Regions from separate parts of the Homo sapiens genome. Here all the other regions are linked to region 2. Evidence: chromatin loops called from intact Hi-C (ENCODE). Cell type or tissue: CD4-positive, alpha-beta T cell. All regions are shown on one strand.

Evidence for each region. A loop is a pair of places that touch in the nucleus more often than their neighbours do. Peaks named below come from ENCODE experiments on the same cell type or tissue, not always from the same donor. Only the 100,000 strongest peaks of a DNase experiment are listed, where the experiment ranks them.
Region 1: a loop joins it to region 2, with 2.5 times the contacts of the local background. A loop is called at or near these places in 6 of 110 quality-filtered maps.
Region 3: it touches region 2 in a loop (2.3-fold over the local background); 4 of 110 quality-filtered maps call a loop at or near these places.

What each region holds. Positions count from the first base shown.
Region 1 is chr11:96,203,412-96,205,911 of GRCh38, reverse strand. All of the region lies in intron 1 of MAML2 (mastermind like transcriptional coactivator 2), which reads left to right. Among named protein-coding and RNA genes, the nearest start is that of MIR1260B, 140 kb to the left of the region's middle. In CD4-positive, alpha-beta T cell, no CTCF peak of the experiment used is centred here; a DNase peak (open chromatin) is centred at 1,121; H3K4me3 peaks cover 281 bases; H3K27ac peaks cover 2,121 bases.
Region 2 is chr11:96,104,294-96,106,793 of GRCh38, reverse strand. All of the region lies in intron 1 of MAML2 (mastermind like transcriptional coactivator 2), which reads left to right. Among named protein-coding and RNA genes, the nearest start is that of MTMR2, 180 kb to the right of the region's middle. In CD4-positive, alpha-beta T cell, no CTCF peak of the experiment used is centred here; a DNase peak (open chromatin) is centred at 1,133.
Region 3 is chr11:96,171,523-96,174,022 of GRCh38, reverse strand. The region is part of intron 1 of MAML2 (mastermind like transcriptional coactivator 2); the gene reads left to right. Among named protein-coding and RNA genes, the nearest start is that of MIR1260B, 170 kb to the left of the region's middle. In CD4-positive, alpha-beta T cell, no CTCF peak of the experiment used is centred here; no DNase peak of the experiment used is centred here.

The DNA of each region.
Region 1 (2,500 bases), 99 kb before region 2:
AAGTTTGAAAACAAAGTGCAGAAACAAACCTCAATGCTCAACTGTATTAGCTGTAAGCCAGACGGGAATCTTTCCAAAGGAGCAACAAAGAAGGTAGGGATGGATGAAGGAAGACACATCTTTGACCTTTGAGAGGAAAGAAAAGAAAAGGGTTCCGATGGCCAGGCAACCTCCAGCCATCAGTCCCATCAGTTAGAAGAGCAGAAGGCAGCTCATCAGAAGCAGCGACATTTGGGCTACTGCAAGAGCAATTATTTTGCTTGCCAAGTCAATTCAGCCTGTGAGCTACATAGGCTCTAGTTTAAGCAACATGAATCATACAACTGCTCTCATTATCATGTTTGAAGGTGTCCCTTCACAAGCCTGCTGTTTTACCACACAGTACTGGTCTGCCTAAAAAACAGTAAAATTGAATTAAACTTAGCCCGAGCCTCTTGAAGGCAGTGACTATGTCATATTTATATTTGTACCCCAAGTGCAGTGCCTGAAATGTGTTAGACATTAGATGCTAAATGCATGATGCTAAATGCATGTTGGATGATTAAACAAGTATAGAGCATCTGCAATATACCAGGCATCATGTTAAGGCCCGGGGATGGTCCCTGGGAGTTCACTCACAGTCTTGTAGAAATGAGTAAATGAATATATTGGTAAGTTTGCTGCATTCAAGTAGACTGAATAATTGTTACTAACAAAACAAGGAATGGCAACAATTAGGTCACTACAGTAATTGCTCAAAGCACAATTAACAGACTGGAGCATTCAATTATGTGGCAACCATATGGTTATGCATTTCACCATGTTGACATCATACTGTAAAATTCACACATTATATGAAAAGAAATTACGCCAGGAAAGTACAGGCTACCACAAAGTAAAGTGAAAAACACATTACTGAAATTTACTGCTAAGCAACAGATATAGGACTCTGAGCTTTCGATTCTTAAGAAGTTCACTGATGCCAATTTCAAGAGGCCCTCCGATCAATGTAATAAGAATGAAGGATAAAGAGAAATGAAATGTAGTAGAGCAATGATGAGAGGAGAAAGGCAACTAATTTAATTTAGGTGCACCTAAAATTACATCGAAAACATGTTACACCTTCAAGATTCACCTTGGCAGAAAGCCAGGAAACCTGAGTCCTTGTCCTCTCTCTCTGCTACTAAGTGGCTGTATGAACTTAAGCAGATTCCTTCAACATAATGTGACTGCAATGCGCTATTTCTGATATAAATTGTGGTTTAAAAAAACAAAAACAAAAACTCTTGGAGTCTTTGGTGAGACCTCTTAATGCATATGCTTTTATCTATGTAAATATATCAGAATTATAGGCCCATAAATCAGTGACCTCTTTATTATCTTGAATACAATTAACCTGATCTTACTGGTAAAGGCTGTGTGTCAGCAATTCCCTAGTAATGTCCCTTTCCAAAGGATAGCTCTTTCTCAACCCTCTTTGTTTTCACAACACTTTTGCAAATTTCTGTTACAGAACTTGCCTGAATCAATGCACATTACTTAGTCTGTTTGTAAGTCTGTCATCTACGCTAGGCTCTGAATTATTGAGGGCAGACACAATGACCTACTCTTCTTTTAGCGTCCTTCCATAGTACAGGGGTTGGCGCGTAGTAGGTGCTCAATAAATATTGAATGACTATTTAATTAACTTGGGTGGGCAATAGTATATGTGGTGCATGTCACATGTCTTCCATTTGCCCCTCCAAGTGCACCTACACCCTTTTGTCCCTGCTGGTCAGAAGGCCCATGCTTCCTTTCAAGGCAGCCTGCCCCACAGGACTCTCTCTCCTCAGTTCCAGAAACCTCTCCCTCCCTCAGTCCTTCAGGCCTAGGGATGCTGACAGCATCTCTGTAGTTAGCCCTGGGTTCCCGCTGTATCCCTGGAGATTCCCCCACACCCTATTTACACCTGGATAATTAGTCCTTAACCCCTTCATGAATTATCCTAAGTCAAGTGCACCATCTATTTCCTGTGAGAGCACTCACTAATACAGTAGATTAGAAAGGAGAAAGATTTCTGTTTAAAATGTGTTTTTGCACTCATATTATTGAGAATAACCGCACTGAATTTTTTGAAAACATTTAACAAATAGATCCTTGGGTAGGCTAAATATTTTCATGCATGGCTGACCTGCACTGATTCACTCATTCCAAAGTATGTTACAGATTCATTTCCGTTTCTACACCATATATGTATTTTGCATTTGAATTAGTAAGTATGTTCATGTTTGGTCATTTGTGTTTAAGTGTATTTCTCTGTGACTTGCGACTTCTTGCATTAGAATATAAGTGCCTCAAGAGAAAGGATACTATGTTTTTCTTTTACTTTTTTTTGTAAAGGCTTGCTCCTAGCAGCTTGCCGGCTGACTTATATCTAAAAAAACTAAATAAAATTTGTTAATTATGAATACAGCTTAATAAATGTACAGCCAGATCTGACAACAAACATTTTGCACATTTTTAAGGCATAATCTGATAGGAC
Region 2 (2,500 bases):
AATCCTGCTGACATCTTGGATTAAAAGCAATTTACAAGGCTGTAGCTGGTGAGCTTTCTCTGTTTAAATCTGTCCTGCATTGTGTCTGAAAGGCAAATGAAATAAACAGCAGTAATATTTTCAAGGATTAGGGACTCACTGAGTTAAGGCTGTGCTTTTGAAATTTTAAGCAGACTCAAGCAACACTGTAAAGTGTTCTTTAAGGAATGATACAGAATGAGGTCCTTGAAGTGTCTGATTATCTCATGCCCATTCAGAATGGGTGGATATTTCCTTCTAATCAGGGGCAGTCAGTTAGCAGATACCCAAGGCCCAGGTTAGTGTACTCTGCTGTCTCTCCTTTAAGATGATGAATTCATAGAAAGGAACTGTAACATATTCTTGTTTAAAGATAAGCTTCAAGAAATTCATAAGCGTGTTCTGAGAAACAGTGATTCTCATCAAATGAAGAGGGCTTACTGCTTTGACAAAGAGAATTACCATTGATTCACAATTTTGACCTGCCAAAAGTTTTATTTTTCAATATAGGTGAGGTGGTATTTTTTTCTCTTCAAAGAATATGGCCACACATGAAGAATTAGAATCTGTCAGGTGGAGAATTCATCTCAGTCATATAATTACTGAGCTGAGCAAGTCAGATCAAAGTGAGGGCATTGTATTGCTATAGGACATTGCTTCAAAGAAGAGTTGAACTGCAAACAATATAAAGGCTTTATTGTCCTCCATCCTAACGTCATTTAAATAATCAAGAAACATTTTCCATAAGTGGCAAGTAGTGGGATTTTAATGCCTGGTTAAAAAAGTCTGCATTCAGGCCTTATAGAAAGCAAAGGACCTTTTCTATCAGCCATTACAAATTCTCATTTCCAGGCATGAAAGGCTTAAATTGCCTGGAGTGTAGGTTTTGGTTTTTTTTTTTCCATTATAACCAAATATCTTAGTAAACTTCTTCATATTTCATAGAGCTAGTTAGGCAATTTCCCCTTAGATGTATCTTTGATGTGAAAATAAACATAGACTGGAGTGAAAGTTGAGGTACCTTCTAAGAGAGTATCTGTCTAAATGGTTCATAGTTACTCAGGCTAACATTAGCCCAGAGAAAACACATATCAACACTTTATATTGAGCCTAGATACAGTTGCTATAAGAAAAATATTTCTTCAAAACTTTCAAAAGAATGATGACATCAATGCCAAGAACATCAAAGAAGCTGTTTGTTGCTTTCAGGTACTTTGCCAAACTACCTTCTAAATGCTGCTTAACATTCCTTTGTAATGGAGTTAAAGATGAGCCTGAAATTGCAGGGACCTCTTAAAATGTCTGATCACCCTACCTGTGTCTCCAGGTGATTGTATCCAAACCAGTTAACACATTGCAGTCCTGGGTTGTCCAAACATGATTCAGATTGAAGTTTTACTTTCAGAATGCTTTTGTGCATTGAGGGGAGAATTGGTGGAGATGTAATCTCCAGACCTCCCCTGGGAATGCCATGGAGAGAGATGTGGAAACAATAGACATGCTGTTGGAATTCTGCTGTCATGGAACGGCACCTCTCAGTCTTCATTCATAATGCTCTTCTTTCATAAAAGATGTGGAAGAGTGGGATTAATGACCACACGTGGAAAGTTGAAAGAGAAACCAAAATAAATGTGTCCATTTGGCCTCTTTCCAGCATTTCAACTTTAATTAATCAAGAAAAATATGAATTTATCTTATGAAAACTTTATTGAGTGTGATTATTGGTTTTATTCTTTGTTTTAGTTGGGAATTATTTGCTGCAGCTAATAAAAGCCCTCTTGAAGTATCTCAAGCAAAAAAGAAAATTGGGAGAGGGGGAGATTTATTGGAAGGTTATGGGTTGTTTCTACTGTAGCAGATATAATTGAGTCTCCCAAAGTTCTGGAATTAGGAATTGGAAAGTTTTCAGGATATTTTTCTCCCTCCCCCTTTCATTGCCCCTCTCCCTCTTCACTTCTTCCTCTCCCCTTCTCCTTCTTTCAATCTAGTTTCTCATTCTAGCTTCTCCTTGTGCAGGAGTTTTATTCTCTTATCTCTTTAGACTTGCTTTCCCTGTCTGTTGCTGTGCACGGCTGAGAATGACTACAATATAGGCAGCCTTCCATATCTCTTAATTCAAATGCCTACAGATACTGTTAAAAAGACCTTGTTTCAGTTCTGGATTACTAGAAGAGCATTTAAAAGGGTCAGCTTGAGTCAACTGTCTACTTTGATCCAGTCTGCTGGGACAAATGAAATGTTCCACTTCAGGCTCCCTCTACTAGGAAATGTGGGGTCAGATTATCAGAGAAGGGGAGTTAGCAAGGGCAGATGTATTCAATAAATGTTCATTTCAGTCTTAATTATTTAATTAATATATGTTCAATGTAGAAAAATTGGCACAGACATATGAGCAAAGTAGAAGAGAAAAATTTATCATCATGCCACCATCGGAAAGTACTTCGGCATCTCGACGTGTTTTCTTCTACACATTTTTATTTGC
Region 3 (2,500 bases), 67 kb before region 2:
TTGCTGCTTAAATGTTTTCATCACCGTTTTACTCCACTCAGTGGTTAGCACATGGGGGATATGCCACAAGTGTTTCCTGCTGTCCCCTTGTCCTGAAGAGAAACAGGTGACAAAATGGCCATACTTCTGAAAAATAAAAGAGCAAAAACAATAGTACATATCTTTTGCCTCCTTCAGGAGAAGCAGTTCTAATCAGAATGTTATTGGAGTGAGGCAGGAGCTGGAGAAAGTGAGGAGTACATAATGATGTTGGGGGACAAGAGAGAAGAAACGAAGACAAAGAAGTCCCTGTCCTTACCTTCTCGACGCCCCTGTGGCCTCTGCCATCGCTGAGGGTCCACTTCCTTGCTTCCTGAAATTCTGTCTCCTGTGGCTTGCATGGCATTCAATGAGCTTGTGTACTTCCTCTTCCTCTTACGAGTTATTCTGCCCCTTTCATACTTCTTCCTGTACCCTCCTAGAGGTGGATGACCCATAAAGCTCAGTCTCAGCTCTTAGTGTCCTACCCGTTTCTTCCCCCAGAATTGCCATTTCTGTGTGGATGGTTCTGAAAATCTTAGTCTTTCCAGGATGGACCCGATTTCTGCCCTGAGCTCCAGGCCTTTATCTCCAGGACTTCCCAGGCCCCTCAAACTGAACCTGTTAAAGATGGAACTCTGTCCCACTGAAAATCAGCTCCTCCCTCTGGTTTCTTATTTACAAAACCATTTTGTTTAGAATGCTTTTTCTTCTTTCTTGCTTCCTGTCATGGTAGAAAGAGAAAAAATATACTCTACATTTGAGGCTCTTCCTTTGGTGGTGAAACATTTCCTCCAAGATATTTGTGGTTGATAGCTGTAGTCTTGTGTCCAAGTGCTCTGGGACACATCTCCCCGACAGCCCCTGGGTCCCAGAGCCCCTCTGTAAAAGGGAAAGAGGAGTAGTATGTTTGCATAGGCAAGAACCTGGCAAGAGATGGCTTGTAAATGCCAAAAACGATCATGATGGGGTGCAAGGAGGAGAACGATATTAGGAAGGAAGTAGAATCTTATCATCCATGGCAACTGGCAAAAAGGGTGCATGCCCATTTGAAAGGCACTTTGGCTCTGATTCAGTGTGTGGTGTTCTACATATCGAGAGGCTGGAAAACATATGAAAGAGAACTACTCATGTTTTTCCATCTGTACACATGTGTTCTGCTGGTGTTAAATTCTTGTTGGAAGAGTCTCTCATTCCATAATATACACACAGAAAAATATTCCCACCACTTAAAAAATTATTATTAAAACCAGCTGAGTAAATTCATAGAGCATTGTAGCAGGACAAGTGAAATGTAAACTCACATTCTCTGGGATTGTAAATGCCTTTAACACATATGCTACTTCATATGAAATTTATTCCACTACTCATATTGTGTTTTCATGTCATTGATTTCAAGGGCAACATTTCAGGACAAAAATGCATGGCTGCAGACACTGAATCTTACTCTAAATTCTGAAATGTAGCATTAGGCACAGAGCCCTCCTTCTCGCGTAAGAGGACGTGAACAGAAACCAATTTGAGAAAAGAAGCTGTTCTCTTGCTGCTATAACTTACCCAAATCTTGTAAAAGGAGCAGGCTTAGATTGCTTCAGAAATGAGCAAAGAAGCTACCTGAGAAGGAGACTCTCTGAACACCACCAGTCTGGCTCTGATGCACTTCATCAAGTGATGAATCCATATGCATTAAGATTTAGTATCCACTTTTGCTTTGCTGATGAGCCATAAGCTACCTTGTTGAGGGTTAATTAGAAATACTACTCAATTCTGACCACAGGGAGAATGGCCTGCAATGAGGTTTTAAGCATTCATGTATTCATTCAAAAAATATTTATTGAGCACCAACTATGTGATAAGCAGAGGTCTAAACTTTTTGGATACATAAGTGTACAAAAGAACCAAAAATTCCAGCCATATTTATCAGAATATACTGTGCTTTGTGTTTTAGTTGAATCAGGGCTTTGCCCAAGTGTCGCTCTCTACAAGGCACTGTGGGACAATATTGTTGGAATACCCAAGACATGGAAGGCATGGTCTCTGATATCAAAGTAGCAATTTCACCAAAGTTGTCAGATTTAGGGGTTAGCATCCCAGCCCTTGTGACACCAGCAGTGCTTCTTCTGAGGGACACTGCTGAGAATGGAGAAGGTGGCAGGCAAGGGCCTTCCACAGACGCCTCCCTCCCCTAAAGAATGCACAACCTCCTTTGCCCTTGCTTGCTTCCTGGGTTGCCTTTAACTGGACCCATATCCCTTGGCATCTGCCATTCATTATTTGGTTTCTACTATCACCCTGTCTCCAGCTCTGATTTGGCTCTTCATTACTGAACTTTGGCGTGTTGTTTATTCTCTCACTGGAGTTTAACTTTGGGTGGTACCTGTTTTCTGTTTCATTAGTCCCATGACTGCATTGACAACCAGAAGGAACACTGTCCTTTATCTGACATGTATTTACACATATTTTCACTAATATATTAAAAATG